4 separate regions of the Mus musculus genome follow, and all the other regions are linked to region 4. Evidence: chromatin loops called from intact Hi-C (ENCODE). Cell type or tissue: heart. All regions are shown on one strand.

Region 1 (8,000 bases), 88 kb before region 4:
CTGTGTTTGCTAGGCCCCAGCATAGTCTCACAAGAGACAGCTATATCTGGGTCCTTTCAGGAAAATCTTGCTAGTGTATGCAATGGTGTCAGCGTTTGGAAGCTGATTATGGGATGGATCCCTGGATATGGCAATCACTAGATGGTCCATCCTTTCGTCACAGCTCTAAATTTTGTCTCTGTAACTCCTTCCATGGGTGTTTTGTTCCCATTTCTAGGAAGGGGCAAAGTGAGATGGCTCAGTGGGTAAGAGCACCCGACTGCTCTTCCAAAGGTCCGGAGTTCAAATCCCAGCAACCACATGGTGGCTCACAACCATCTGTAACAAGATCTGACGCCCTCTTCTGGAGTGTCTGAAGACAGCTACAGTATACTTACATATAATAAATAAATAAATCTTAAAGAAAAAAATCAAGAAGAACGAAGACCAAAGTGTGGACACTTTGCCCCTTCCTAGAAATGGGAGAGCCCATATTCTTAACAGCAGTTTGGGGGAGGTATTTGCTCACTGGAGACTCAGGTGTACCACCGGGGCCACTTGCTATTTGTTCTGAGGGCCAGCACTCTGAGAAAACCCAGCGGTGCCAGGAGGCTGCCTGGCCAGTGAGCGCTGAGAGCTGTGGGGACAGTTCCCAGTGGCACCTGCCGCAGGATGTTGAGGATCAGTTAGGACCCTTTTCTCTGCTGCCAGCACTGGTCCCTCAGGATGGAGGCCCTGTCTCCTGGCTCTACTCTGACTCAGTTTCCCCAAGGCTTCCCTTCGTCTTCAGTCTTCCAGCAGATGTCAATTCCATGGCGACCCTGTCTTCACAATGACTGGGACATCCCACATGTGATGAAGTGTCCCTGTGCCTTCCCCCAGTCCCACAAAAGCCACTCCTGTTGCTCCTGACGGGGCTGTGGGGACTGTTAAAGATTTGGTCTTTGAGCCTAACTTGAAACACCCCTTCAACCATGACCCACAACAGGACACTGCCTGCCCTGGAGTCACCGATGGTGAGCTGGAGATCCCCTGACTTACCCAAAGGAGGCCGCGGTGGGCATGGGCTCATGCACCGACAGAAACCCGAGTAGCTTCCAGGAGCAGGGCATTTGGACGCCGGACAAAGAGGAGTGAGGATCCTCCTGGGGAGGCAGAGAAGAGAATGTCATTAGCTGGGACGAAGGTCAAAACACACCGATCTGGGCTGGAGAGATGGCCTGAGTGGTTAAGAGCACTGGATGCTCTTACAGAAGACCTAGGTTCAAATCCCAGCCCCCACATGGGAGCCTACAACTGTCTATAACTCCAGTTCCAGGGGATCCGACATCCCCTTCTTGCCTCCAAGACACCTGACACACACATCATATATAGATACACACATTAAAAAGTAATTAGTTGAAAAAAAAACCCATTCTCCATGAGGGTGAAAGATGGGGTCTTGGGACCTTCTCTGGCCCCGTGCGGCGTGTGGGCACACATGGTGGATGCAGGTGCACGCTCTATGTCCAGGAAAGCTTGCAGGCTGCAGAGAAGAGGGGGATGCCACTCAAATAGTCACCAAGGTTTGCCCAACCAATGTCAACTACAAGGCCAATGGCTTGGCTGTGTCCCCAGGAGGCTCGTGTGAAAGCCTGGTTCTTACAAAAGGTGACATCACACGTTCACTCTGAGCTGTCCTCCACAGGCTCATATTCTGAATGTGTGGTCCCAAGGGGTGGAGCTATTTTGGCATGCCATGAACCTTTAGGGGGTGGGGATGGTCTCGCAGAGGCGGGTCACTTGGGACAGGCCTCTTGTAGGTCATATGCAGCCCTGGTTCTGAGTGACTTTCTGCTCCTTGTCACACGCTCTTACTGCGTGACCTCTGCCTAGACAGACCGAACTGGCTGAAACTGTGAATCTGTCTAAACTCGCCTCTGCTCAGGTGTTTCTGTCAGGTGTTTTAGCGTATCTGACCTCCACACTGTCCAGGACTCCGTGTGACATGACAACCCTGCCTGGAAGTATGTAGAAAACTGGGGTACGTAGGTGGGTGTACTATAGGTCTCGCACTCAGCAGCCAGTCACTCCTAAGCTAGAAGATTCTGGACATCGCAAAAGCACCCAGGTTCTCCCAATTCACCAGTGTGTGTGTGTGTGTACACACCAGTGCAGACAGTAGCAGGGGAAGAAAATGTATCGGAAGGCACTCAGGTGACACTGGAAGAGATTTACTGGAACCTCCCAAAACCAGGGCCAGGACTAGAAACTCAGAACTAAGTCTTTCTGCTTCTCCAAAAAAGGGAGGTTGGGAAAGAGAATCCCCCACAGTCAGCCTTTCAGAGACCCTTCCCGACTCTTTAGGGGGAAATCCAACTGGGCGTCTGAGACGATGAATTTGTGGCTCTAGGTTTAGCATACGTTAAGAATGACCGGGGCTGGGGTGACGTTCTGTTATCCAGGAGAAGGGCAGAGATGCCCCTTCTGCCCTGGGACTGGCTAGTCTGTGGCTGGGTGCTGTTCATCTGGACAGTGACAGCTCCTGGAGACCTTGGGTCCTTGGTCTTGGTGGCTCTGGGAAGGTGTCCAAAGCCCCCAGTGACCAGTATGGCCCAGTTAGGCCCTGCTTTCAAGATAAAAGCAAAATGTGTGTTCTCTCTTGCCCAACTCGCAGGCAGCAGGCGCTTTACTGCCCAGGGGACTTGGCAACTACAGGCTACTCCCCTGCTTCTGTATATCTGGAAGCTGCCTGACTGGGACTCTGGTGTGGGTTCTCCTGGGCCCTGCTCCAGAGCATCCCCTGTTCTCCACTGCCTTGGGCTTGTCAGGCCTCTTAGGACCACTCCTGGGATCCTGCCATCTGGCCTCCCAGTGGGTCTGGCCAGGAGTACAGTCGGAGATGCTGGCAACCCAGCTCCCTGTCTTGGGGACCCGTAGGGTCCAGAGTTTCTGGCCTTCACCAAGAGCCCACTGTCTAAAGGGGAAGGGCAGGGAGTGCAGGCCATGCCATCTCAGGACTTCACATGCTCGCTGTACTCTGATGTGAACCGGCTTGTCAACCTCTCTAATGCCACCAGCCTGAATGTACCTTCTGGCTCCCACCAGGGTCCTGACAAATACAGTTTGGGAGAGCAAGTTCAGATACAAGAAGAATGTTTAAAAAGGACAAGGAGGAAAACTTGGTGCTCATGACAGTGTCGTGTTGTGCTGCATGTGTGTGTGTGGGGGGGGGGGGAGCAGGAGGTGGGTGGGCTCCACAGATGCCGCGATTCTCAGGGATGGGATGAGCCTGAGTCGACTCCTGCAGACACTGGGAGCTGGAGCATCTAACATTCCAATTGTCTTGCATGCTCACGGTGGGCGGTGTACTGGCTGGTTTTGTGTCAACTTGATACAGCTGGAGTTATCACAGAGAAAGGAGCTTCAGTTGAGGAAATGCCTCCGTGAGATCCAGCTGTAAGGCATTTTCTCAATTAGTGATCAAGGGGGAAAGGCCCCTTGTGGGTGGTGCCATCTCTGGGCTGGTAATCTTGGTTCTATAAGAGAGCAGGCTGAGCAAGCCAGGGGAAGCAAGCCAATAAAGAACATCCCTCCATGGCCTCTGCAACAGCTCCTGCTTCCTGACCTGCTTGAGTTCCAGTCCTGACTTCCTTTGGTGATGAACAGCAGTGTGGGAAGTGTAAGCCGAATAAACCCTTTCCTCCCCAACTTTCTTCTTGGTCATGATGTTTGTGCAGGAATAGAAACCCTGACTAAGACAGGCAGCATCTAGGCATGCAGCCCAGCTAAGGCAGGGAGTGGGGTTGGGAGAAGAAAGCTTTGTTTTTTGCCTGCTCACTTCATTCATCCTTGTTGCCAAGTTCTTCTACTCTGTCGCTGCTGCAGGCTGTCACTGATGGCACTACCCAGCTTTTTTGGGGTGTCCAACGTGGACTAAGAGTCAGAGGCTCTCTGGGAATTCTCCAGGCCTCTAGCACCAGATTGGATCTGCTGGAGAATGGACCTTGAGGTTCTCGGCCTCTTCAGAATAGAGAAACAGGCATCGTTGGACTACCGGGATCATGTATGTCACATAAGCGCTCTGAGAAACCTCCTTTTAATAGCCATCATTCTGTCTGTTCTGTTCCTCTGGTGACTCCTGACCAACGCAGACGTAAAATCCTCCTCCACGGGGCTGTTATCATGAAAGTCAGCAGGCAGCCTTTCCCTCCAGCGCACTGCGAGGAGGGGAGAAGTCACTGTCAGTCAAGCGCTAGCTCTTGGTCAGTAATCTGCTTCCTCTGCACCACCAGGGGGCGCCCTGCTTCAGCCACAGGAACAGGATGGGGCAGGATTGAGGGAAAGGCCCTTCCTCTCAGCCTGTTCTCCCGTCCACAGCTCATGTTTGGCCTTGATTTCCTATCTGGGTGGACACTGATTTCACAGCGCTGAAGGAGACGGGCAGCCTGACGATCCTGGGGAACCACTGAGGCTATGTTCTGTCTGTGTTCCGAGGGGCAGCTCTCCTATACTTCAGCATCTCAGCAAAGATCATGTGTGTATGTGTACCTGTATGTGTACCTGTGTGCGTCTCTCCGTGTAAGCAAAGTGTACCTGGGTGCCCACCCTATGCCACACACTATTCTCATGGGAGGCCCCTGTCTCCTTGGTCTCCCAGTCTCTGCCCATCATGTCTCAGCCCCTTGAATAACAACATCAAATCAGTAATCAAAGCTCTTTCCGCCACCAGGCCAGAGCCAGAAAGGACCAGGTCTCCTGAATCCCTTCCCTGACTCCTCACAGGATATAAATTTCCCCTAAAGCCAGCCTTTCATGGCTATTGCATCAGGATGGCGTTGATAGACCATCACTACATAAACCTCCGGCCAAGGCACAGATGGGTCTGGAGGAGATCGAGGGGACCTCACAACCTGCCGCAGCCCCTGCAGCAACGTGTAGCCCCGAGCATAGGTTTCCAGGCAACCGTTGCCCTTAAAGGAAGAAGGTCAGAGGCACCTGCAGGGGCAGGGCTGGCGGTTGAGGTGGACGGCAGATTCTCCATTCTCAGAACTCAGTCAAACCAGAAGCCAGATCCAATACACGACACGTGCATGTGGGCCCTCCCAGCATCTGAACGCTTTCTGGTTTTGGAATGTTCTGGAACATTTAGTAATAACTAAAGGAAAGACGGAGCCTTGAGAGGCGGAGCCCCTCTTCCATCTTGCTTTCTGCAGGGGAGGCAGGAGGCAAGGTGAGCTTGCCTGACTGCTTGCCTCAGACCCTGGGAGGGAAGCTGACTTACTTCTTTGTCTTTTGTTTGTTTGTTTTGTTCACCGTGATCCTGTTTAGAACATTAGAACATTACTTTCCCTTCCCACACTGAACTTTACAATTTTGAGAGACTGGCAGTGTAATCTCATGTCCCTTGAAGTAAAAATCCTGACTACAGCATTAGCCCTCTCAGGGACTGCCCCTGAGCTGCTCATAGGCACCATAATGACCTTAAAACAAGCGCAGTGCTTTTAAAGCCATTCCTTTGTTTCAGTCCCCTTTTGTTTAATGTGTTCTGTAGTGCTTGAGACTCTTAATTCAGTCCTGGTTTCGCCAGACATTTTCTATACTCCTAGCTCTGCCTGAAGCCACACCCCTCTGCCAGCTGCCTCCTGACCACACCCTTCTGCCTCCTGGCCACATCCCTCTGCCTGCTGCCCCCTAGCCACACCCCTCTGCCTGCCTCCTCCTGGCCACACCCCTCTGCCTGCTGCCCCCCCCTAGCCACACCCCTCTGCCTGTCTCCTCCTGGCCACACCCCTCTGCCTGCTGCCCCCCCCCCCAGCCACACCCCTGCCCAGTTGCTGCCCCTAACCTCCCATGGATCTTCTTCAAGAACTTTGCTATGGTCATCCCTGTGTGACAGCCTGACTAAGCCACTGTTCCTTGTTATTTTCCCCTGTCCCCTAATGATGGCCTATGTATTACATCGGTGGCTTCATGTAAAATCTATAGCCTCTGACTTTCTACAAGGAAGACATCCATTAGGATGTCCAATGTATGGCTTTTGTGCCCCGGGTATCTCAGGATACCTATGGATGTGACCCAATACATTTGTAGATGACAGCGATGTGTCACACACAGTGTTAAAGGATAAGCCTGTGCCTTCGGCCGCTGACTGGACTTGATCTCATCAGAAGGAGGACATTTAAAGCAGACCCCAGTTTCACAGAAGACGAAGAAACACTCCTTTGGGCTGGCAGCTTCAGTCCAAGTCCAACCCAGGGTTGACTCTTCCCTAAAGAGTTTCCCCGGGTTTCAGGGAGCCCAGACACTCTCCGCAGGCCCATCAGCCAATTCCTCGAAATAAATCCTATGATCTGGATCTCCAGCCATTCCATTTCTCAAGCCAAACTCCGCCCTGAGAGTGTTATGATTTCCTGCTGCTCGGGTAGTGCGACCTCTCCCTCCTGCCCCCAGACATTATTGTAATTGCCACATGGTCCCTTTTGCTGCCTCCCTCCACCAGGCGCCTGACCTACCGTAGGTGCTCTGTCTTTGAGGGTTAGCTGACAGACAATGGGCAGGTGATGTGTACTCCTCCTTTGTCCAAAGCAGATATCTTTGCAGAATAGAGGCAAAAGGGAACAATAGTGTGCCTCTATACGTTCTCACACCCTTGGAGGCTGAGACGCCCTAGACAGAAATGCAGAGGCGCTGAAGCCGCTCCACGTGGTTCAAGCCCACAACCAATCAGAGGCGGGCCTCAAACCCAGGGCTGCACAAGGCTGAATGCTAAATCTTTCTCTGGCCCTGGAGCGGCTCCTATCCATCTCCTAGTGCAGGATGCATCCCAAGGAAGATCTGAGGTAGGTGAGCTCACAGCCTAACTGCTTATGGGAGAAGCTGTACCTTGCTTCTCCAAGGGGAAGATACGCTGTCCATGTGACTGCTCAGAGTCTCTCTGACCCTCTGCTCAGACTCAGGCACTGAGGGGGAGAATCGTCACTGCAGGAAAGAAGAACAGAAAGCTCTAGCCTGGCCCTGGTGATATCTGACCACTGTGATGACTGGATATTATGGGGTTCACACCACAGAAAGACCCTTGCCTCTGTTTCATTGGCTACTTTTTTTTTTTTTTTTTTTTTTTGGTTTTTCGAGACAGGGTTTCTCTGTATAGCCCTGGCTGTCCTGGAACTCACTTTGTAGACCAGGCTGGCCTCGAACTCAGAAATCCGCTTGCCTCTGCCTCCCAAGTGCTGGGATTAAAGGAGTGCACCACCACGCCCGGCCTCAATTGGCTACTTTTAAAATGAGGCTTGAACAGAGTTTGACAAGTGTGATGGTGTATATAAGCTCAGCACAAGGAGTGACACTTTTAGTAGGTGTGGCCTTGTTGGAGGAAGTGTGCCACTGTGGGTATGGGCTTCAAGACCCTCATCCTAGCTGCCCGAAGTCAGTCTTCCACTAGCAGCCTTCAGATGAAGATGTAGAACTCTCAGCTCTGCCTGCACCATGCTTGCCTGGACTCTGCCATGTTCCCATCTTGATGATACAGGACTGAACCTCTGAACCTGTAAGCTAGCCCCAATGTAATGTTGTCCTTTATAAGACTTGCATTGGTCATAGTGTCTGCTCACAGCAGTAAAACCCTAACTAAGACAGCAAGGAAGCTAAGAAGAGTGGCTGCTATTTGTGTGCCTGTGCATTATACATGTGCACAGTGTACACAGGAATAGTGCATATAGTATGTGTGTGCACATATACAAGTGTGTGTGTGTATGTATGCGTGCTTATGTGTGCCCATGTTCCACTGAGTAGATGTGTTCTGGGAGAATGTCCAGTGTACTGTGAGCCTCTTAGTTACTATTACGTGTGCTCAGGAATATGACAAAACAGGGACAGGTACTGGACCTGTGCCAGGATATCATCTCTGAGACCCACAGCCAATCCAAAGGCCAGCTCCAAAGCCCATTAGCTGTAGATAATGCAACCTGAGTTTCTCTAGCTGCTAGGTTAGATACTCCCTTGGGGAGGTTTCAGGGATGCTAACAATTGCAAGACACGCA
Region 2 (8,000 bases), 120 kb before region 4:
TAGTTCTGAGGAGTTGATTTTTCAGCTCACAGTGACAGAAGCCACAGGGAAAGTGAAGCAGCTGGGGCTCCAGTGTCTGTCAGGTAGCGAAGGCCTCGCCTCCCTCAGGCAACATGTGCTGTTCTGCACTTTATCTTCTGTGAGCGTGCGTTTGTGTCTGTGTGTCTGTGTCTGTGTGTGTGTGTGTGCATCTGTAATATGATGCAAGGTATGCTGTGTTCTCTGTGTTATTTACAAGGTTATATAAATACGATGTGAAGTGAAGATGTCTCAGAGTTTTTGGTAAAGGAAGGTAACCTAGTGTAAGTTTCTGTATCCTAAATGCAAGTGAGAATGTGAGCTCTGTGGTGGGCTGGGGCCCGCGCATTGCTTATGTGGCCACTGTTAAGGACTTAGTGCAGCCCGTTAGTGTCAAGGGCATTGGAAGTGGGCTTTATTCTTAGAAAGATACATAAAAATACTCCCAAGTATGTTCTAGACAACTAATTCAAAGTACCATTTTTACTTGGTTAATAATGTACATTTTGATAACTTGTTGGGAATGAATAAAGTATTTTTATTTAAAGGTAAGATTGTTGTATACGTCCATGAACATTTGTTTCTCTGAAAAGCATATTTGTTGATGCAGTGCTCTGATTGACCAAAGGACATGTGGAGATACCTCGGAGCTGATTGTCACTGTCACTCATTAGGAGGAGGAGTGTGTGATTTGTGCCTAGAGAGTAGCCCAGCAGAATGGACCTGGGGCTTTGCAGCGCTGCATGTTCTTACTCTTGGTTTGTAGACGTTGGTGGCTCTTGGGGATGCTGGACACCGCAGCAGCATTTGGTTTGTGCGTGAGAAAGGAAGTCAGTTTCACCCTCTAAGAACTCTGAACAAGGAACCAGGTCAACCTTGACTCACAGCCACAGCCACAGCCCCAGCCCCAACCTCTAGAGCTGGTTCAAAAAACAAAAACAAAACAAAATTAAAAAAAAAAAAAACAAAACAAAACCCAGTCTTGTAGACATTTGCATTCGCTCGATTTCCTTTTGTTGCCAGGAAACGTCAAAAGCTACCTTGGAGTGGCCACTGGTGGACCTCATGGAACTGCTGGCCCTTCGTCCTTGTTAGGTGGAGCCCATGTCTGTTATGGCTCTGAGGAGACACTGCAGTTAGTAGTAGCATTTGTTGCCATGGCTGGCTGGCCTGTTTCTGCCCCTCTAATGGAGCAGGCAATGTGTGACAGCTGTTGAATTTGGCCAGGCTTTACCCTGCCCCTCTCTCCTCCTTGGTTCCATTTAAGGTCAGTGTGCACGGGAGTAGGGATTAGTGACCCCTTTGCCTGGAGCAGCACACAATTCTTCCAGCTAGTTAAATTGATGAAGCCATTATAAAAAGGTGACCTCTCCTGCTTCACTCTTGCCAGAGCTGCTGATTTGGCCCCCAGGTCTTTGTGCACTGTTGAGGCCCTGTCTGTATTTGAATGCTTCTAAGTTACATATCTGCTGTGGTTTCTTTTAAAAGGTGTCTGCTCAGACTTTGGTCTCGTGATGTCATACAGTGTGTTGGCAGTGAGTGTCCTTGGGTTGCCTTGTCTGCAGTCACCAAGCAAATGACTTCACTTGGCCAAGACACCTTGTCTCACTCAGCCCCAGGGTCCCCTCTGTAAGTGAAGAGGTTTCTTGGGACAAGGCTTGTGAGAATTTCTGAGCAATTAGGTCACAGTGACATGTACACAAAAAGTGCCCAGATCCTCCATACCAGGCTGGTGGGCACCATCACATGGACACTGGCTATGCCATACCATGGCAGCTGTGGGATACTCCAGGTCTCTGCTCTCAGAGTGACACCTTCAGGGTCTGGCACCATGCTGCATGGTTGAATCGGGTTGATAGTTCTGACTGGAGCAGGCTGTACATACAGAGCACTCCCCACAGAAGTCAAGGGAGTTGGCTTATTTATGATCACTGCGATGTTCCCACCCTGACTCCATCACCAATGGCAACAGAGACCACAGCGATGGGACTGACTTGGAACCTCTGTTTTTTTTTTTTTTTTTTTCTTCTTGTTTAGTCTGAGCAGGCATAGATAGACATCATAGCAGTAGGCTTTCATTTTAATGGACTGTTTCTCTGTACCAGTCTGCCTCACCTCTGCCTGTATTGAATACGGTCCCTCAGATCCCAGGCTTCTGGGGACAGTGGGAAGTGTTCCTTCCCTGCCTCCCTTCAAACGCCATTGGGAATGTAGAGGTTAAAGTCCTTTGGAAGGACTGAGTAAAGACAGCAGGATGCTCCTTTCTGCAGCAGGACGGGCCACTTGTATCAAAGTAACCAAATGCACGTTTGTACTGAAAAGGCTGAAAAGAGAGGTGATTTGTATAGCATAGTGTGTCGAAATGAAGCTTTTTTTTTTTTTTTTTAAATCGGGAAATTTTATTTTAGTGTACAGGAAGGACCAGTCACTATTCTTGTAAGAACACTAGTATGTCACTTGCCAGTCTTGGTGTGGACATTTTCAGGGTTGTGCTGGGCACACTTAACCTTTGAGAGATTCCATGGGCACAGTTGCAAGTCAGCCTGCATGGCTCGGAACTGGTCTCCATTTGAGACAGAAAAGGCATCCTCATGAGCTGCCACGATAGGCTTCTTTGTGGGGGAAATCGTTGAGTCTTACTTAGCATTTCACATTTTGAATCTCACTAGTTCCTGTAGATGTAGGGCTCAGAGGCCCGTGTCAGCCTTCTCTGGCCAACACTGGGGTTGGGCAGCCATTCACTTAAGTCCGCATCAGAGAAAAACTGCCTGTGCTCCAGTTCCGGGGTGAGCATCTTGTCGGCTGCCCCCTCTCGGGGCTCCCCGCCCTTCACACATCTTACTCCTGTCTCACTGCACTCTGGTTGGAATTGTCTAGCTGTGTTTGTGTAGCTGCTGGGCGCACTGGGCTGCTCACTTGTTCGTGGAGTTTTTGGGTTCCCACGTAAGTTTTTCTGTGAGTCATCCTAGTCTCTCTGCTAAGTGTCCCGGCTTTCCTAAGTATGGCCACTCTGGATGTAAATAAGAATACTCCTCTGTACAAGTATTTTTGTGAAAAATGTAACTTGTTAGTGTAACTATTTAAAATATGATGACGTTAAGAATACTTGTGAAAAAATTAAAATATTACCTCTCCGTTTTTGCTTTAAACTTAAGTATTGTCTGTTGCTAGAGCCATTTCCTGAGCCTGCCTGAGCCACTTTTTTGGGTGGGGAGACTTCACAAGGATATTTCATCCTGGCACCTCCAGTATAATGTTTATGCCACCGGTTTCTGAGCTGTCTCCGACTATTATGTCAAAGTGTCACTCCTGCCTTGGTGGCATTCCTGATGATATTATTCATTATCCTTTCAATGTGGACTTCGGGCAGACACATTTTATAGTGTTGGGCTGAGGAATATAGATAAGTGCTTGGTAAATCTGTGTGGAGAAGCATGCGAGACATTTGAAAAGACACTTAAAACTCTCTAACCGTCACATTGGCAGTCAGGTGCAAGGGACAAGTCAGGCGTCTCTCTGGGCTCTCAGAAGAAAGAGGGCCTGTGTGAGATGCACACGTCAGCCAGGCTTTCCAGAGTGCTCTCTGCATAGGAGCCTGTTTGCCAGCGGAGAGACAGGCCCAGAGACATTGCCTCGTGGGATCCCCACACCTCTTGCTTTCTGCAATCACCGTGTGTACGTGTGTGCGTGCGTGCGCAATGGAGCATGGGCAAGGGTTTGTCTCTCCCTTTACCCCAGCAACCATTAACTGTCAATAGCTCCTCAGAGAAGAATGGGGCCTCAGGGTCCCCTCCCCTCTGCCATGACGAGGTGTTGATGGGCCAGTCTTGGGCAGATCTAGTGCAGTTAGTCATGGCCGCTGGGAGTTTAGGAGTGCAAAGGCTAGGTCCTGCCCAGAAATCAGCTTTGCACATGCTCTCCCCGCTCCCTCCCATTCTTAGGCTCTTTCCGCCTTCCTGGTGATGGTCCCCGAGCATTGGAGGGGGTAACATAGATGTCCCATTTTATGGCTGGACATGCAACAGTTATTTATCATGAGTACATGCCAAAAGAAGTGCTCTAAGCAAGCTGGCAGCAGTTATCTGAGGTTGGCTTTCTCCCTCTGGTGCCTTTTCTGTCCCATGGAATGCTGTCCTCCCCCCCTCATGCCCCCCACTTCGAGGGTGTCTCTCACTGTGAGATGCAGTCTCTCACTGACCCTGGAGCTTGCTGATTAGGTTCAGTAACAGGTGACTGTCCTGTGCCCAGGCATTTTTCCACTCAATGAGCCATTTCGCTAGCCCTTTTAAAGCATTTTAAAGAGATCGGAAAAAATAATTCAAGGGGGACAGTCGCCTTGTTTGACTTTGGAGCTGTTTGTAGGGTTTTTTTTTGGGGGGGGGTTGTTGAGATTTCACTTTTTATGTGCATGATGGTACTTGCATACATGTTTGTTTGTATCCCACGTGGGTGCCTGCTGCCTGCAGAGGTCAGAAGAAGGAGACAAACCCCATGGAGCCAGGGTTACAGATGGTAGTGAGCCACCTGTGAATGGTGGGAACCAAACCAGGTCCTCTGGAAGAGTGGTAAGTGTTATTAATCTCTGAGCCATCCCTCCAGCCCTGTGGGTTTGTGTTTTGAGATGAAGCCTTTCATGTTGCCCTTGGTTCTCCTTCCTCCTTCTCTCAGTACCAAGCGGCAGCGAGAGCATGCGCAGACTTGCCTGGGAAACGATCCCTTGTGGTCCTTAGAAGGCTCCCCTTGAAAAAGTGTGCAGAGCAAGCTGCCTTCCTTGCCAGCAGAGGGCGCCCATGCTCTCAACTGGGAATTGATTCCTTTAGTGTGGCCCCTTCGACCGGGTAAGATAGGACCCTTTGCACCTAGAGAAGGCTTCAGAAAAAATCCTGTTCAGAATCATGCTTGTGTCTAAGTTGAGGTTTGTTTCAATTCAGAATTTTAAACATGTTGCTCCAGCAAACGGACTGGCTCCGTGGGTAAAGGCACTTGCTGCCAAAGCCTGACAGCCCAAATTCAGGCATACCTACTCCCATCTTCAGATGGGCAGTAGATGAGGAAGGAGAAAAGCTGGTCAGTGATAGGTGGGGCTGCACTCCCTGGCAGGAGACAGGTCTGAGAGAAGGACATAGCTGGCTGATCACTCCTCATCCTGTCACAACTGACCCAGCCTCCCCTGCTGCAGTCATTGGATTTGCACTTCCATTCAGTGCTCAGATCTGGTCTCACCTCTAAGGCTAACCACACTGCCCTGGAGGCTGCTCTTGGGGAACTGCACTACATTACCTGGGTTGGAGAGAAGAGTATACACCTATGAAATACTCGTCAGATCAGAGACATTTGTGTTGAATTCTGTAGGGTAGGCTATTCCTGGTGGTGCTGTGCAGTTTGACTTTATAACACCCTGAGTTAAGAGTGCTGTGTAACTCTCAACCGGAACTCACTGAGACTTCAGCCCCACCTGCTCAGGACACAGGAACTGAGTCCCAAGTTCAAGGCCAATCTGAATAGCTTAGGGTGTCTCAAAATGTAAACAGTAGAAGACAACCCAGTGTTTGGAATTTAAGTTCCCTGTAATACAGAATGCTCACATATCCATTTCCTGTGGCTATAGCCAAGCAGTCAAAATGGACATTTACAAAGAAAAGTATATAAAATTTTAAATATACTTATTTCTTTTTCAAAGTTTGTGTGATGTGCGTATGTGTGTGTGTGTACACTCCTGTGTGCACAGGTGTGAGGACCACTTGCAAGAGTCATTTTTCTCCTTCCACTATATGGGGTTCTGGGATTAAACTCAGGGCATCAGTTTTTGTGGCAAATGCCTTTATCAACACTGAGCAACCTCACTGCTCCAAGACACTTAATTTTGTATAGTCCTGGAGGTTGGGATATCTAAGAGCTAGGCTCTGGTAAGAGCATGCCTCTAACTCATAGAGATCAGTCTGCCCCTGACTCCCACTTGGATTAAAGGCATGTACCACCATTGCCTGGCCAGATCTTTATGAACCATTTTAACACAAGGTTTCCACGTTGGCTGTAACAGAAGGACATGGAGGTCTGTGACCTTGAACCTTCCATGGTGTGGGGCTCATTTCCTGCTGCCGAATGAGCCCACTCTTTTTTGTTTGTTTGGTTTTGTGTGTGTATGTGTTTTGTTTTTGTTTTGTTTTTTGTTTGTTTGTTTTTTGAAACAGGGTTTCTCTGTGTAGCCCTGGCTGTCCTGGAACTCACTCTGTAGACCAGGCTGGCCTCGAACTCAGAAATCCGCCTGCCTCTGCCTCCCGAGTGCTGGGATTAAAGGCATGTGCCACCACTGCCCAGCTGAATGAGCCCACTCTTGCTCTGAATTGAATGAGCAGCAAGAATGGCAGTCACAGCTGGCTGAGAAGCAAGGCTCAACCACCTACCATCACTGGCCAGAAAAACACTCCAAACTTTGGTGCTCTGATCTGAATATGAGACACCTGCATGAGCTCATGTACTGGGACACTCCTGATCTGTGGCTTTATCCCTTGGAGCTAGTCAGAGGAGAAGGAATCTCCCAGAAAGATGTCATGCAGCTCTGACAGCTTGTCGGACCAGGTTGCCATCGAGACTGGAGCTGAGACCGTGATGGGTCAGTGATAGGAAGGACCACACCCTAACCAGAGCGACTTAGATACTCGTACCCCTGGCCTGTGGAGAGTCACTGGCCTCCTCATCCCCTCACTATGGCCGTACTGGATGATCTCCTGTTTCTACTTAATCTATTGTAAGTGGCTTATTGAAGGTGAAATGCCTTTCTTGTTAGGGTGGCCAGACCCAGTCTATGAAGCAATCAGCAGCTCTATTGGTAGGAAGAACCTAAGGTACTCAGAGATCAGCTAAATTGTAACCAAAGCATCAACATAGCCTTAGTCTGGTCCCTAGGCCTCCAAGAGCTGCAGTGGGGGTGGGGTGGAGGGAGGCTTGCGGAGTGCTTTCCCACCAAACATAATTAATTCATCTACAGAGAACAAGAACCTGTCTTGGCCAAGCTAGGATTTGGAGGGGCTTAGCCCTGATGAGAGCCTGTCTCCTTATCTGTTCAGAGCACCAAAAGTAAGACAGGTCCAGAAGCTGGCAGGACCCTGGGGGACCTCTGGACTTAGCCCCTCTAAAAGAGAAAGTAGGAGTTCCTAGGAGATATGGGGGACCTCTGGCTAATTCACTGTCCACACCAGTGTTGGCACCCCAGGTGTGACTGAGCTCAGTCCTAAGTGAAATGTGCCAGCAGAGCCAGTCACCAGACCTATGGGAACTGAAAAATAACTTCTTTCTTCTCTAGCACTTGCTCTGAACCAAGGCCACACTCTCCCCTGCAGCTGAACAGAGGAACACAGCAGCCTTCCTGTGTGGCGCTGCCAGCTGCCATCCTGCTGTCCAGCTGAACTCCAGGCCTTTCGTGTGCCTCGCCCCATAAGTCAGGTGTCTGCCTTAGAGTTTCTTGTGTCTCTGAAACCTGCAGACCTGTGGGCAGGGTTTTCAAGGTCCACATGCCAGCTCCCTCTTAAAGATGGGACTCCAGGAAGTGTTGTGTCAACCATCCATTCCATCTATGCAGGTTGGGAAGGAAGAGTTCAGGACCAGAGGACTAGCTCAGACAAGTGCTTGTCTGGCAAGCTCCAGGACCTGAGTTCAAGTCCAGCCCCCATGTAAAATTCCAGGCATGGTGGCCTGAGCTTGTGATGCGAGCACTGGGTAGGCAGAGAGAGGAGGGTCCCTGGGCATCCGGGCCAACCAGCCCACCCTAATTGTTGAGGTCTAGGTTAATAAGAGGCCCTTTCTCAAAAGATATGTGATTGTCCTTATTTATTTGTTTGTTTGTTTGTTTAATGTATGTGAGTACACTGTCACTGTCTTCAGACATGCCAGAAGAGGGCATCAGATGCCCATTACACATGGTTGTGAGTCAACATGTGGTTGCTGGGAATTGAACTCAGGACCTCTAGGAAGAACAGTCAGTG
Region 3 (8,000 bases), 230 kb before region 4:
TGTTTTCAAAACAAAGTCTTTGTATGTAGCCCAGGCTGTCAGGGAATTCATTATGTAGATCAGGCTGTCCTGGAACTCACAGAGATCCACCTGCCTCTGAGTGCCAGGATTAAAGGCAAATGCCCAGCCATCATGTCTTTTGGTATGAGGGACGTTGCACGTTTCAGAGCTTTCTGAAGAAAAGTACTGTGAGAGACTCTAGGAACCACGATAGTGTGTGGGCCCTTCCTTCCCATCCCTACTGAGTTAGTTATTGGCCCAGACCCCTCGGTGGAGGAGAGGCTGAGTTTAGCTGGGGGGCTCTCAGGTCAGAGGGCTGGATCATAATCTGGACCAGGAACTCCCTAAGGGTAGGATACAGGGCTTGAGCCAAAGCTCACACCCGTGGGGATGCAGGAGGAAATAACCCACGGAGTTTGCACTGTTGTAGTAAGGTGTCCTGGCCGTGCAAAAACAGTCTGAAAAGGGATCAGGGCTGAGTATGCAGAGGAGAGAATAGCCCAGGTACACCACCTCGCAACGAACCTTTCCCACTCCACAACGATCTCTGCGTCCAGACTTACATTTTTTCCAAATTTGAGAACAATTTTTTCAGCGTTGATATGGTCCAGGAAGTTGGGGTGATGTTTCCTTCTTCGATAATCCTCTTCTGTGAAGGGAACCTCGTTGTCGTCCTAAGGGAGACACAAGGTGCAAGGCGGTGCAAGGCGAGTGCCCCAGAGCCAGGGGAGGACGCCCTGCTCACGGAGGCGCTCCTTCTGGCTCAATGGAAGTGTAATGCTCTCTGCTTCCCAAGAATGAAGCCCGCATCTCCAGAGAGCTGGCTCAGAGAATCTCCAACAGTGCCCACATAAGGAAGCGACAGATATTCCCAGTGATGGACATAACAAGGACACTGCATATCTCATCCAAACGTACCCCACGGACACGTGCAACCCTGACTGAATCACATAGTGTGAGTAACCTGTAAGCCCCGCGTGCCCAAGGACCCGCAACATCCTGGAATGCTGGGGGCTGCTGGTCATGGAAAATAGCAAGTCAGGTGTTTTCACTCCGCCAAACAAGGTTGGTTGTCCCAGCTGCACAGGATGCACTCGATCTCAACCACACCCCACCCTCCACCCCCACCTAAAGATTTATGTATTTTTTTAAAGATTTTTTTTATTATTTTATCTAAGTACACTGTAGCTGTCTTCAGATGCACCAGAAGAGAGCATCAGATCTCATTACGGATGGTTGTGAGCCACCATGTGGTTGCTGGGATTTGAACTCAGGACCTTCAGAAGAGCAGTCGGTGCTCTTAACCACTGAGCCATCTCTCCAGCCCCCGATTTATGTATTTATTATACGTAAGTACACTGTAGCTGTCTTCAGACATACCAGAAGAGGGTGTCAGATCTCATTACAGATGGTTGTGAGCCAACCATGTGGTTGCTGGGATTTGAACTCAGGACCTTCAGAAGATCAGACAGTGCTCTTAACCGCTGAGCCTACTTGATCTCATAATAGGCAGGATGCATGCTTTTCCCTGATGGATGGTGGCAGGAAGTACTATAGCCTGTGGCTTCAGCCTTTATGAATGCCTGACTAAAATAATTCAGCACCATTCTCAGGGGGGTGGGTGGGGGTGGGGTCCCAGGTATGAGCCTGGCCAGTATTTTATAAAGCTTGCTTTAATTGGACAGTCATGGATTTGGTTTTTCTCCTTGCCATTTTCAGGTTTAACACCTCCACCTCCTCTGTCCTGGGATTACAGACATGGGATACCATGGCCATTTTATACTAACATATGTAAAACCACCTGCTTTGAATTTATATTTATAGATCTGGCTCCTGGGAGCCCTAGACCTCTTCCTTCTGTGACTGCAGTAACCAGAGTGTGTGAAACCTCTAAACTGGGCTGGGGAAAAGCCCAACAACCTTGTTTTTGAGAGTGCACAAAGTCCCCAAGAGCAAGCATCCTATGACAACCCCTCATAGCAATAACCAGACAGGCTACAACAGCAGGGCCAACATACATGTAGATAACCTAAGACATCCTGCAGCAAATAGATAGCCTAGCCATCCTGATTGTCAGGTGGTTTTGCCCCCATGTTTGGTTCCTGCAGATTACTCCAGAAATGCAGTTGTTAAAATATTAACTTGCTGACCTGTATGGAAATTTCCCAAGCTTGCTGTAACCACAATAAATACCCTGTACCCCTAGACTCAAGGCTCTCACGACTGACCCCCTGCTATGGTGATGGGTGAGAGTTCTTGCTCCCAAGCTTGTAGTAAAGACCCTTGTGTGTGTGCATCGGCACTGGCTCCTCGGTGGTCTTTGGGGTCCCTGAGTCTTGGATATAACACTGTGACTGTACACTGAGAAAGGCATTAATTCAAGACAAGAAGTGGATTATTATCAGAGACATGGGCAGGGAGTGGTGCCCACGCTCTCCTCTCAGCACTCAGGGGGCAGAGGTAGGCAGGTCTTTTGAGTTCCAGGCTAGTAAGGGCTATAAAGTGAGACCTGATCTCAAGCCATGGGGAAAAAAAAAAAAACCAATACATTTATAGTATAATCAGTAAAGGGTGAAATTTACCCATGGTCAAAGGCATTCAGGAACTTAAAAAAAAATTATCAGGCATGGTGATAGCAATCCCAGCCCTTGGGAGGCAGAGGTTAGTGGATCTTTGAGTTCAAGGCCAGCCTGGTCTATAGGGTAAGTTCCAGGACAGCCAGGACCACACAAAGAAACCATATCTGGAAAAATCAAAAGTAAATCAAAAGATTAACAATGCAAGAAGGGTGTGGCATGTAAACATGAATGCCAGAGTGGATTTTCCCTTTTTTATGCATGCCTCTGTGTGTTTGTGTGTGTGTGTGTGTGTGTGTGTGTGTGTGTGTTGGTTGGCAGGTGCACATGTACGGGTGGGTATTTTCTGCTGTCTAAATACTTTAACAGCTGGGTCATCTCCCTAGCCCACAAACGACAGTATTTATGCCAGTACCATACCTGCACATTTGCTCAGTTAAGCAGAGAGATTCTTGGGCTGGCGAGATGGCTCAGTGGTTAAGGACACTGACTGCTCTTCCAAAGGTCCTGAGTTCAATTCCCAGCAACCACACCGTGGCGCACAACCATCTGTAATGGGATCTGATGCCCTCTTCTGGTGTGTCTAAAGGCAGCAACAGTGTACTCATACATAAAATAAATAAATAAATAAATAAATAAATAAATAAATAAATAAAAGAGGAGCAGTTCTCACAGGCATGCTCTTGACTTGAAAGTACAGGCTGTAGTCAAGAAGATGAGATCCTGTCCCAGGCTCCTCCGCTGGCCCTGGAATTGAAGTGAGTTATAAAATGGAAAAAAAAAGGGCCAGGCATGGAAATCTCAGCATTGGAGAGGTGTAGGCTGGGGAGGATCAGGGATTCAGAGCCATCCGGGGCTACAGCGTGCATTTGAGCCACTTTGGGCTACTTGAGGTCCTGCTCCAAGTGACTGGAGCCGTGGTGGAAACTGGAAGAAAAATGAAGAAGGCAGCAGCAGGCAGATGCTCAGGGCTGTGGGCCACGCTGGTGCGTGTTGATGATCGTGACAGGTGGATGGTGTATAAATATTCACATGTGAATGTGGACACGCAGGTGCAGGTGGCCAGCGTGTGCGGGCTAAAAGACAACCCTGGGTGTCAGTCCTCCCTGTCCACCTCCTTTGAGAAAGGGTCTCTTTGGTTTTTTGGTTAGCAAGCATCCAAGGTGGCTGGCCCTCAAGCCTCCAGGGACGTCCTTGTCTACGTTGGAGCTCTGAGATGACAGCCATTCATACTATGTGATTGACTTTAACGGGGTTCAGGGGATTCAAAGTGGGGAACCCCTCTGAGCCGTGCTCCAGCCAGGGCTGACACCTTTTAATCAGGCCTGCAGCACAATCTGAATTACATTTTAGCAAGGTTGTCATGGACCACAGATAGGAAGGAAGGAAAATGGTAAAGAACGGAATCTACCACTAGGTGGCGATAGATAATCTTCCTCACCCCGTCCTAGGGTTTCTATTGCTGAGACAAGGCAGTGATGAAAAAAAGAAAGCCAAGTTGGGGAGAAAGGTTTATTTGGCTTATTCTCCCATACTGCTGTTCATCATCAAGGAGGTCAGGACAGAAACTCAAGCAGGGCAGAACCCTGATGCAGAGGGCTTGGAGGGGTGCTGCTCATAACAGGTGTACACAGCCTGTTTTCTTATAGAACCCAGGACCATTGGAACACCCACGATGGATTAGGCCCGTGTCCACCAATCACTAATTAAGAAAATGCCCAACACCTGGATCTTATGGTGGTCTCTTCCCACATGAGGCTCCCTCTTTTCAGATTAATTTGTGTATCCAGTTGACACAGGACTAGCTAGCACACCTCCTTAAGGGTTTGGCTTTTGTTTTTGTTTTGTTTTTTCGAGACAGGGTTTCTCTGTAAAATCCTGGCTGTCCTGGAACTCACTCTGTAGACCAGGCTGGCCTCGAACCCAGAAATCTGCCTGCCTCTGCCTCCCAAGTGCTGGGATTAAAGGTGCATGTCACCACTCCCGGCTCTCCTTAAGGGTTAATCCAATGGGACAGGTCAAGGACCTAGGTGTCACCTCTAGGGACACACCTAGGAAGGTGGGTTCACCTTGAGATAAAGCGTTTTTTCCTTTCCAAAGTTCTGGTCCTCTAGTGCAGTCCCCAGAGCCCCCACCACGTGGATCTGAGTGCTATTTCTTTTCCTTCTCTTCCTTCAGATATGGGTCAGAACCGACGGGTGCTTTCGAAGCTCCCCAATCGCCTATTCTGTTACTGAGTTTCTAAGACTCTCCTCCTCGCTCACCTCCAGGCAGCTGACCTCCGTGCTGCCTCAGCTCCAGCTGCCTGGCTTTGTTCCTTTTATGTATCCTTCTTCCCTTCCTGGCAGCTCTGAGGTTTACCGTTTGCCCACCCTAGGGCTTTCCTTTTAAACCGGTACACTGTCCTCACGCCTCTGCTTGTGTCCACTCAGAAATTCTTTTATGAATGAGCCCCAGCAGGGAGTCCCATTTCCCAGTGGTCATATGACGGCTCTGCCGGACTCTGAGATTTCTAGCAATACTTCTTTCTTCCCCTTTAATGCTTTGATTGGCAGAGAAGATAAACCATCCCTAGATAGAATCCACAGCCGGCAACAGTCATCCAGAGGTTTTCATGCTTGGGGATGCTGACAGCTGAGCCTGGGGCTAGAGCGTTGCCATGGATACTATTACTAGATAGGCTGGTGGTACACTTTCAGTGATGGATTGAGAGCTTTGGCTGACAAGCTGGTTGATGGATGGATGGATGGATGGATGGATGGATGAGTGGATGGGAATGGGGCTGGGGCAACCCCAGTACCGGGGATTCTCTTAGCAGAAAGACAGAAAATTAGTTTGTGAAGATAACTGTAGCGACTCCATCATTTTGCAGAAGTGGCATATCCTGGACAAATTACATATCACACAATAGGCTGTTCTTTTTCATCCACGTGTCCAACCCATAGATAGGGCTGCCAGATTTGGAAGAAATAAATGGGACAACAAGATAAACAAATGAATACACTTTTACATTGTGTGCCCTGAAATAATATTTGTGCTAAAACTTAGTCACTACTTACCGGAAGTTTAAACTGAGCTGACTTCTCTTGTATGCACTTTTATTTGCTGACCTTAGCAATCAAACTCTCACTGAGTCTGGAAAGAGGATGATCTAGAAGCATCCATCTTTCTAGCTCAAGGTTCCGCTTCAAGTTTCCTGGACTATGGTGGCTGCTGCCTGCTGTGGAGACCATCTAAGGGGTACAGGAAGGATGGAGCCTTGGAGCTCGACAGCCCTGGCTACCATGACGTCTGCCCGCTATGACTGTTCTAGGCTTACCCCATTGTCAGCCCCTGTGTCTGCAGCAGAAACAGTCACATTTTTACAAGGTGGACTGCAAGATACCCTAGCTGCAGGTTTTCACTAAAGAAAGGGGATGGGTTTCAGTCTAGCCAGCTGCACGGAAGCCTGCGACTGAAACCGGTCATGGTCGTCAATTCAGTTCTTGCCTTTAGGACCTGGCTCTGTGCTGTGAACCTTTGGTACTGGTTTTTGGGCTGTTTTCCTTTAGTCCTTAAATTTCATTACTACTACTACAACCACATCAGCACAGTGAGGTGTATTTTACATAAAAACACAAACTGACACAAATGACAAAAAAACAAAACAAAACAAAAAACAAAACAAAACAAAACAAAAACAAACAAAAAAAACCCAGGAAGCCAGGACAAAGCCGAGTGAGGCCTTTGTGTTGTGTGGGCTAGCCCAGAATTCTTAGGCTTGAAATAACCCTTTCCCTCCTGACTCCAGAGTGCTTTAAGTCTACTTTTCACTGGTGGGGATGGGCAGGGTGGGGGGAAGGAGGGAAGGGGGTGGGCGTGGGCTAGTTCCTTGCTGCTGAGCGAAGTGATCATTTCCTTTTCTGATAGATGCTGAGTGAGCAGCTCTTCTCCTTTTACTTTGTAACCTTTCCTTGTTATGTATAAAAAGGCCTTGGCATTTCTGGAAATGCTGACCTTTCCTGAACAGATATGGCAACTACTGTGCTCAGTCAGCTTCACTCTTGTTTATCTATTTATTATTATGATAATTGTTGTTGTCTTTGTTTTGTTTTGTTTTGAGGCAGGGTTTCTCTCTGTGTAGTCCTGGCTGTCCTGGAACTCAGAAATCCGCCTGCCTCTGCTTCCCACCCTGAGTGCTGGGATCGAAGGCGTGAGCCACCACTGCCCAGCTTATTTACTTTTTAAATGAAATGTGGTGACTCTGTGAACTGGACCTTCTTCCTTTGTTTTAATTGTTTTATTGATGTATTCTTTCTGCAAGGGTCTATGCTGCCCAGGCAGGAGCTGAACTCTTCCTGTGCTGGGATGATCCGGTTGCCTCAGCTTCCCGAGTAGCTGGGAATTTCACTGTGGGCCACTGAGCCAAGCCTGCAGGTGACCTTTCAGACTGCCTACTTACTATGTTCCACCAGCCTGGAACTTGTGTGGGCTCCTGGCTGGCTGGTTATTTTTTGTGACAACTAGGACCTGTCAGCCATCCTTGTTCTGAGAGTTAGCATCATCTCTGGGTTCTTTGTTCACCCACAGAACACAGCTAGACTTTAAAAACAAACGGGGGCTAGCAAGATGGCTCAGTCAGTGCAGGTGCCTGCTGCGTAGGGACCAGAGTCCCGGATTCAGCATGGCTGGAAATGGCTAAGAACATGTATCTCATGATCAATAACTTCCCACTCTGGAGAGCTGAGAAGCACTGTCAATGCTGGCGTGTGAGAGACCCAGCACACCATTTGCATTGTCCTGATGGCTAAGGAAACTCCATTTTATACTAGTCATCCGTCTTGGTCCCTAAGAACCATTTGTCTTGGCTTCAAGTCCCTGGAAGGCATGTCCCATCAACCCTGAGTACCTGTGTGACACTCCCCCACCCCCATAGATACAGCCATGCCATCTGCTTTGTTACAGTATGACTGCTTCTTGCTGCTTTGCTTGCTTCCATGACCTGCTTAGGCAGACATTCAAGGACTGTTTTGAGGTTACCCTGTCATCCTAATCTCGCCAGTGCACAGCGGTTCCTGGTTTGCTTGTGCCGCCGACACTCAAGTTCTTCTTGTGAGTTTTGCGTTTAAAAGTCCTTCCCTCAGTCCACTTCGCATGGCAGTCTCCCATTTGGCTCAGAGATCCCTGTCCCGCTAGCAGTATCAATACACTTAACAAATTTAATTATAATTCGGGTTAAGTTGGTGGTCTTTTCCCTGGGGCAGGTGTGTATGTGTGTGTGTGTATAATGTCCTCATCACTTTAGATTGATCTTACCATTTGATGAGTCGTGAAGAGAATGCTAGGGTGATTCTCCACTGAGTGGGAAGCTGTCACACAGCCACAGGGCTCTGGAGCAGCAGAGTGTGATAACCGAGAAGCAGCCAGCCAGCCTCGCTGGAAGAA
Region 4 (8,000 bases):
CCCATCCCACAGCTGAGAAGGGAGGCTCAGAAAGACACAGGGACTCCTAATGACTGTTGGAATGACCCAAAGCCAAGGCTCCTAGAGGAAAAATGAGCTGCAGAGGGTCTCAGAGAATGGGGCAGGGGAGCCGGGGCTGGGCCAAACAAGGGTAGTGTGTGGAGGGTGGCTGGCTGCCCCTGTGTGCCTCCATGCTCTAGGGTTGAGCCTGGTTTGTGGGCTGCTGACAGGTTGTCTGAGATTAACTTGTGCTTCCACCAGCTCCTGCTCTGGAGTGAGGGCTGGGATCCAGAACTGTAGTTAATACATTCACCGCTTCGCTGGCTCCTCCAAGGTGGGGCAAGTCCGGAAAGGGGCCAGGATGTAATTACTCTGATCTCCACCGCATGGCTTCTACTGGCCTCTGTCCCTTGTGAACAGTCATAGGTCAGCCTTACTCTCCCCCCAGCCTTCCTGTACTGCAGTCACCCTGGGGCTAGAGGGAGAGGAAGGGAGGAGCTGTAGGTGGGGGAATCCTCTTTAGGGACTTTGTGGAAAGTGTCTGAACTCTGCCTGGCACTAGCAGTCAGGGACCCCTCACAGCCAGTGTGGGTCCACACTGATGCTGTAACCGGTCAGCACCGGCTGAGCATCTTAGATCAACATCTATTATCTTGCAGTTCTGGGAGCAGGAGCCAAGAAAGTCCCAGGCTCAAGGCAAGGCCAGCCTGGGTTTTTTTTTTTTTTTTTTTTTCATCACTGGGGGAGACTCTGTAGCCCCTAGCAACTCCTCCCTCCTCTGCCTCCCCCCTCCTGCCTCTGCTTTGGAGCATGTCTCTTGTCATTTATATGACTTCATGAGGTCACTGTTAACCTGGAAAGTCCAGGGTCACCTCCCATCCCTAGGTCCTTAACTGAATCAATCTATACATCGCTTTGAATGGATGGTGATGCAGTGCCAGGTTTTTCACATTCTGTCACCAAGCCGTTCCTGTCTTCATATGGTAGGTAAAGAACAAGGCTGGGAGGTTATAGGTCTGCTACCCAAGGTCAGGGCTAGGATGGACAAAGCTAAGGCTCTGGAGAACAAGAATAGGGAGATGCCCCTACCTCCCCACAGAGTAGGTATGGCAGGCATATGATTGGAAACAGGCACAGCTGGATGTTAGCCCTGGCTGACCGTGGGCTGGGTGTCTCCACACAGTGAATCCTCTATAACCTAAGTGGCCACAGAGGCCTCTTATAATCTGTGGCCCCTCCAATCTCAGGATGGCAGTGGGATGTTTGGAGGAAAGGGTGGGACAATGCGCAGATGAATGGAGCTACCTCCTCATGCCTTCCCCTAAGTCCCCCAGGACAGCCACTCACAATGTACCTCTGAGCTTCACCAAGTATCTCCTTTTTCTTGTGACAGTTAGCTGTCCATTGGTACTGCTCTGAGGCCTAAGGGTGTAGACCCTTGTGGCAGCACCTGATTAAATGCACAGAGGGGACTCACAGAAGTTTGGGGTCCCAAATACCACAGGGTGGTCCAGACAGGTGATGGTAGAGCAAGCAAAGATTTTGAGTTTGGGGATGAAGGGAGACCCTGAGATCATCCTTGGGTAAGGGATTCATTAATGTGGGGGTAACAGTTATGGCAGGAACTGTGAGGAGGGTTCACACCCATGTGAGATGGGTTTATATCCATGTGAGGAGGGTTCACACCCATGTGAGGACAGTTCACACCCATGTGAGATGGGTTCACACTCATGTGATATGTGTTCACACCCATGTGAGGACAGTTCACACCCATGTGAGATGGGTTCACACTCATGTGAGATGTGTTCACATCCATTTGAGGAGGGTTCACACCCATGTGAGGACAGTTCACACCCATGTGAGATGGGTTCACACTCATATGATATGTGTTCACATCCATTTGAGGAGGGTTCACACCCATGTGAGGAGGGTTCACACCCACATAGGAGAGTGTGTAGGGAGTTGCCTTCTCACAGGTTTCAGAGGAAAGGGGAGGTTTCATACCATGTAACTGACACACAGCTCACCTTGCAGGCCTGCAGACATGCTTTTCTGGGTTCCCAGGGATCAGGGGGAGGAGAGGCAATCCTGCATTGAGTGGAGGTGGGGGTGGACTAGGTGTCATGGAGGAAGAGCACTCCTAGCTAAGGCATACCTTTATACAGGTAGGCAATATGTTGCTATAGCCGCCTAATGACTTCTGGTGCCTGGTAGCCTGGGCCTACCTATAGACTTTCCTGGAGGAATGAGGACTGTGGCACCTGCTGTCTAATCCCACCACCTGGGAGCAGGGTTTGCAGTGTATAGACAGGCTTCTGGGAGGGACTTGCTGGTCCCTTTACAGCAACAGTTCTTAGCCTGTGGGTCACGACCCCTGGGGGGCGTCAAAGGATCCTTTCACAGCTGTCACATATCAGATATCCTGCATATCAGATGTTTACAGTATGATTCATAGCACTGGTAAAATTACAGTTGTGAAATAGCAATGAGGGTAATTTTGTGGCTGGGGGTCACCACAGCACGAGGAACTGTACTGAAGGGTCACACGCAGCATAAAGAAGGCTGAGAGCTCTGTGCTCCAGCAGCTGAGAGAAAGAGGCTGTTGCAGATGGGCATAGCCAGGTTTAGCCCCTACCCTAAACGTAAACGGAGGGTGGTCATATTGTCTTGGCCCGGAGAGGCCCTTGCCTTATAGGGGAAAAAAAATCACACAAGGTAGGCAAGAGGACAGGGAAGGGGGTCTTGGCAGAGCCCTTTGACTGGGCCAGGGGTCGGGTGTGATCTGCTGAGTGTGGGTGCCCTTCAGAGCAGACTAACAGCTGTGTCTGACACAGACTCCTTTCCTCCCACCCCTGTGGTCAGCAGCCTCTGAGCAGACTGTTCCATTCAGTCAAAGCCAAGACAGAACCAGAATTGCCCATCACCCTCCTTGTGAGCAGCTGGGCAGAATGGATTTCGAGACAGTGGAAGCTGAGGGGCTCTGGGGTATCCTGAGAGAATTTGGCTTCTCGTCCCGTAACAACTTTACGGAATCATTGAACTGCACAGGGACTTGGGCCTTCTTCTCTGGTCATATTGGGAAAGTGCCTCGGGACTGGGTTCACTCCCTGATCTGCAGTTAGGACTCCAGCTCTGTCTGGATGGTCTTCTCATGAGCCATCCATTCGATTGCTCTGTGGGGACCCACTGTAAAGTTTAGCAACTTCTCCTTGTGAGGCCATGCGAACCACAGTAAGGTATAAAAGTCACCCCATGGCTTCTGCTGTCTGCATTGAAACAGGCTGGGTGAGGGCCCTGGCCTCACAAAGACCCTGTGCTGAGATCGCATGGTGTGGTGGTGTCGGTGGGGTGAGGTTTCCAGCTCTTTCCACTGTTTCTAGCACCACACTGCCCCCTGCAGGGATGGCTTGCACTCTGACTTTCCACAGAGCGCGTTCTCTCACTGCGGAAGTAAGGGGTGTTCTCCTTAACCTTGTTGGGGGGGGGGCACACAGGGGGAATTAATTAGCTTTCTGGATTTTCCTGCCCTGCCAAGGTCTCTAAAGGACTCCCTAAGAGGGGAAGGTAGATCAGGAACATAAGTTTAACACATACACTCCCTCCTAGTGGCAGGAATAAGAGATGGAAGGGGAGGCATCACACATGGCCCCTGACAGCTGCCCACCTCCACAGCACACTTGGGTCCTCCGGGCATGGATACAGGTGGTAGGGGACAGGATTTCATGGCTCCAGGCAACCCCTCCGAGTTCCCTTCTCCAGCGTGGCTCCCAGAAGCACCTGATATCCACCAGTGGGATGGATCATGACAGATCTGTCATCAGTCATATTGTATTGACATTGTCCTGGTCATCTGCTGATGTGCTGACCCGCCTTGTCAAACTGTAGCTCACTCTAAGCACATGGGATGTGGGGAGGAGCAGATGTGTGGGGACCTTGTTGAGGGGCTTTGTAAAGAGCGGTTTTGCTGGAAGCAGTTCCTACCGTGCCAGAACCCAAGCACCTGGGGCTAGCATTGCCTGATTCTTCCGCTTTTCTGGATAGGGAGGGCCACCTCCATTCCAAGCTCCACACAGTTGGTTTGCAAAGCAAGAAACAGGATTAGCAAGATCCAGGTGAAACAGATGAGAAGCAGGCCGAGACTGCTGTCGGATGCATTTTGCCTACTTGCTTCCACTCTCCCTGGCATGTTCCTCTACTCTGCAGCTGGGGCATTCCTTTGCCCATATCAGAACCAGCTTCTTCAGGATTCCAGTTTACACTGAAGACCAGTAGCTCTCTAGGAGTCCTCTAAATCAGTGTCTCTCAACCTTCCTAACACTGTGTCCCTTTCATACCGTTCCTCGTGTTGTGGTGGCCCCCAACCATAAAATGATTTCCGCTGCTACTTCGTAACTGTAACTTTGCTGCTGCTATGATTTGCAATGTAAGTATCTGTATTCTGTATTTTGTGTCCTTTGGAGGATTGAGACCTACAAGTTGAGACTGTTGCTCTGTGCCTTTGGCACCAGTTGGGACCAGCTGGGACATCCAGCCTCACAGACTGGATAACTACTGGCTTCTTTGTCTCTCTAACAGGAGACACAGCCACTGTTGGATGACAGGGACCACAGCCTGTGTGCCAATCTACTAATCCGTTCCGTTTGCTCCGTTAGAGAAGCTGGTTAGTCCAGCCACAGACTGCTCCCCCAGGGGCTGATCACAAGCTAAGGGGGTCGACTGCTCAAGCCTCTGCCTTCTAAGCATGTGTTCCTGCCTTGAGGTGTCACGTCTCCCAAAAACTAAAGCAAGAGTGACCGGGGACCTCCAGAGCCATAAGGAGGCGACCTTGTCCTCTATGTTTATTTTACATAAACGCATAATATATGCGTGTGAAGAGTGCATGCCAAAGCACACATAGGGAGGTCAGAGGACAGCTCTTTGGAACCGGTTCTCTTCTTCCACTCATGTGGCTTGCGAGGGATTGAATTCAGCATCGAGGTTTTGCACTGAGTGACTTTACCCTCTGACCATCTCACCAACCCAACCCTATGCATTTTCTTTATAAGTTAACTGCATCAGGTATTTCACGGAACTAATGGGACCTGACCAGTGTGTCTATCCTCCCTAGTCTTGGCCAGAGCACTGCGCAGACCGCGATGTGTTTGTGTGTTTTAGCAATGCTAATTCTAGCTCCTGTAACAGCCCTAGGCGATGGATGGTTTATAAACAAAATTTTATTTCTTGCAGCTCTGGAGACTGGGAGACTCAGACCAGGATGTCTGCACATGGAAGCACCTCAGGTCCCCTTTTAAAACTGCCTTTAGCCCAAGCTACTGCTACACCTTGACCCTGACTACAAACACCCTGACCAGAGATCCTCAAAGCCACGGGTGCTTGCCCTCAAACCCCGTGCTTGCTTTAATTCCCCATAACTCAGCTCCTACGTGCTGCTCCATTCTTTGTGTACATATGTGTGTGCAAGTGCATGTGCGTATGTGTGCATGCATGTGAAATTTGGATGATAACTTTGGGTTTTGTTTCTAAAGTATTGTGCTAGATAGTTTTATGTTAACTGGACACCCAACCCCTGGCTTCTCAATGGTTCACCCTTCACTCCATGATTCTCCACTGGTCTCCTCTCCTCTCCTCTCCTCTCCTCTCCTCTCCTCTCCTCTCCTCTCCTCTCCTCTCCTCTCCTCCCCTCTCCTCCCCACTTCTTTTCCTTTCCTCTCCTCCCCTCCCCTCCCCACTTCCTTTCCTTTCCTTTCCTCTCCTCTCCTCTCCTCTCCTTCCCTCCCCTCCCCTTCCCTCTCCTCCCCACTTCTTTTCCTTTCCTCTCCTCCCCTCCCCTCCCCACTTCCTTTCCTTTCCTTTCCTTTCCTTTCCTTTCCTTTCCTCTCCTCTCCTCTCCTCTCCTCTCCTCTCCTCTCCTCTCCTCTCCTCTCCTCTCCTCTCCTCTCTTCCCCTCCCCTCCCCTCCCCTCTCCCCCCTCCCCTCCTCTTCCTTCCCCTCCCTTCCCCTCCCTTCCCCTCCCCTCCCCTCCCCTCTTCTTTTAAATATGGGTCCCGAGGCTTGAACTCAGGTCCTTGTGCTTGCAAGGCAAGCACTTTACCAACTGAGCCACCCACCCCCAGCTCTCCTGTCCCCAAACCATCTCCTTTATTTGTTCCTCTCCTTTCCTCATCTGAGGGTCAGGGCTTTGCTCTATTCACTACCTAGAGCAGAACCTGGCTTAAACCGCTGGCTGCGGTCGAGCAGGTAACAGACTTGTTTATTTCTTCTTTAACTCCAGGGTCTTGATTGTCTGGCCTGGGGTGCCAGCCTGGTACAGAGCCTTTTCTGGCTCCCCATCACCCAACCCCTGGCTTCTCAATGGTTCACCCTTCACTCCGTGATTCTCCACTGGTCGTCTGTCTTCTCCCAGAAGGGAAAACTTTCCAGGCTGCTGTGCCAATGCTTGGAGCTCTGGTCTGGAAGCTGGAGGGCTGGACTGGAATGTTCTTGCAAACCCTTGGGCAGCATCCATGCAAGCGCTGATTGCCATGGTGGACAATGCTATTGGCTACGTCAGCACAGATGGATCCAGCATCCTGACTTGTATACAAGTTAACTGTGGAGCTGCGGGAGAGAACAATCAGAAGCCAAGTGGAAAATTCCAGAGAAGGTGGGGTTGGGAGACTACAGCTGGCAGCTAAGTTAACAGACCAACCTCCTGGGAATCACTGAGGAGCCACCAGAGTCCTGGGTTCTTTCCCTATTCTCTCTACCCCTCGTCAACCCCAGAGGTACAGCCAGCTTTGGTAAGCTAATAAAGGAAGCCATTGATCCAGCAGGTGCCAGGATGGGGCGGCATTCCTTTCACGAGTTCCTTACCTGATTCCTGCACCTTGTCTATTCACCATGTAGGCAGATGTTACTAGTTTGACATTCTTGGACTGGGCATTGTGAGGGCCCAAGAGAGAGCAAGAGGGAGCATTTACCCTCAGGAACACACCCAAAAGAGAGGACAGGCCTGTCCCCAGGAAAGATAGCTGCCTAGCAACCCACAGTATAGCAGGTTCCTGGACAGGGACAGCTGTGTCTGTTCATATCTCAGCAGACCTCTCCTATCCCAACAAACCTGTCTTGTATCACACAATCCAAGAGGACTAGGGGACAGGACACAGCTTGTGGATGCTTGTGTTTACATGTCAAGTTTGTAAATCTCCAGTTGCAGTGCGAATGCTGGCCGGCAAGGTGGGTGGGGCTGGGAATTGGACAATGTTCAATGCAGGTGGACAATGGCCTGGGCTGGACCAGTGGTAGCTACTTACAATAGTTAGCGGTGCTGGGCTGTGGATCTTGAAGGAAAAGATCTCATAAATGGCCTTTCCTATGCATGTCAGATGCTGTGTCTGGGTCCTGAGAACAGAGTCCTCAATGCAGCATGAAGGGTGTGGCCATCTTCGCCAGAAACAAGATAAGTGGAGACCCGAGGCAGAGTGAGTTTGGTCCGGGGATGACGATCGATGCTTTTTATAGAACAGGGAAGGTAGCTGGACTGGGAGCAGGCTTGGGAGATGTAACTGGAGTCACTTCTTGGTTCCCTTGTGGCCTTGACACACCTGTCACCTCACCTCCAGAGGCTACCTGCTTCTAATGAGCACCAGGCTTCTTGAGGACACACCAGTAGTGGCCAGTGATCTCTTGGGTTCCACACTCTGATGTTTGTAGTCAACCTAAGAAGCTGCTATAAGCCTCTTTGAGACATGATCCCAGAGTAAGATTTCCAGCCCTGCTCACCTGCCTCGGGTAAGAAGCCTCACTGTGACTCAGTTTCCTCATTTGTGCAGTGGAGATGACAGCGGTACCTACAGCCTAACCGCTGACATGCAGGCTAAGAGCTCAGAACACTACCTGACACCCAAGTGCAACACAAATGTTTTTCTTATTTTGCTCTTTTCTCTGAGACAGAGTCTCACTCTGTAGTTCAGCTTGGCCTCAGATTTAGAGTGATCCTCCTGCCTCAGACTCCTTACTGC

What was found. A loop is a pair of places that touch in the nucleus more often than their neighbours do. Peaks named below come from ENCODE experiments on the same cell type or tissue, not always from the same donor. Only the 100,000 strongest peaks of a DNase experiment are listed, where the experiment ranks them.
Region 1: it touches region 4 in a loop (11-fold over the local background); 28 of 42 quality-filtered maps call a loop at or near these places.
Region 2: it touches region 4 in a loop (6-fold over the local background); 20 of 42 quality-filtered maps call a loop at or near these places.
Region 3: a loop joins it to region 4, with 7 times the contacts of the local background. A loop is called at or near these places in 21 of 42 quality-filtered maps.

The regions. Positions count from the first base shown.
Region 1 is chr12:105,581,321-105,589,320 of GRCm38, reverse strand. It overlaps Bdkrb2 (bradykinin receptor, beta 2), which reads right to left. Exons shown (of 3, transcript NM_009747.2): 2 at 1,021-1,124. The coding sequence starts at 1,091. Among named protein-coding and RNA genes, the nearest start is that of Bdkrb1, 19 kb to the left of the region's middle. In heart, a CTCF peak has its summit at 4,251 (motif pointing right); a DNase peak (open chromatin) is centred at 4,260; H3K27ac peaks cover 1,082 bases; H3K27me3 peaks cover 2,617 bases.
Region 2 is chr12:105,608,706-105,616,705 of GRCm38, reverse strand. It overlaps Atg2b (autophagy related 2B), which reads left to right. Exons shown (of 42, transcript NM_029654.4): 42 at 1-3,167. Among named protein-coding and RNA genes, the nearest start is that of Bdkrb1, 8.6 kb to the right of the region's middle. In heart, a CTCF peak has its summit at 4,790 (motif pointing right); no DNase peak of the experiment used is centred here.
Region 3 is chr12:105,718,861-105,726,860 of GRCm38, reverse strand. Ak7 (adenylate kinase 7) reads right to left here. Exons shown (of 18, transcript NM_030187.1): 5 at 564-674. Among named protein-coding and RNA genes, the nearest start is that of Ak7, 17 kb to the right of the region's middle. In heart, a CTCF peak has its summit at 3,984 (motif pointing right); no DNase peak of the experiment used is centred here; H3K4me3 peaks cover 59 bases.
Region 4 is chr12:105,493,469-105,501,468 of GRCm38, reverse strand. No RefSeq gene overlaps it. Among named protein-coding and RNA genes, the nearest start is that of AU015791, 16 kb to the left of the region's middle. In heart, a CTCF peak has its summit at 3,395 (motif pointing left); DNase peaks (open chromatin) are centred at 3,388 and 6,518; H3K27ac peaks cover 845 bases; H3K27me3 peaks cover 2,763 bases.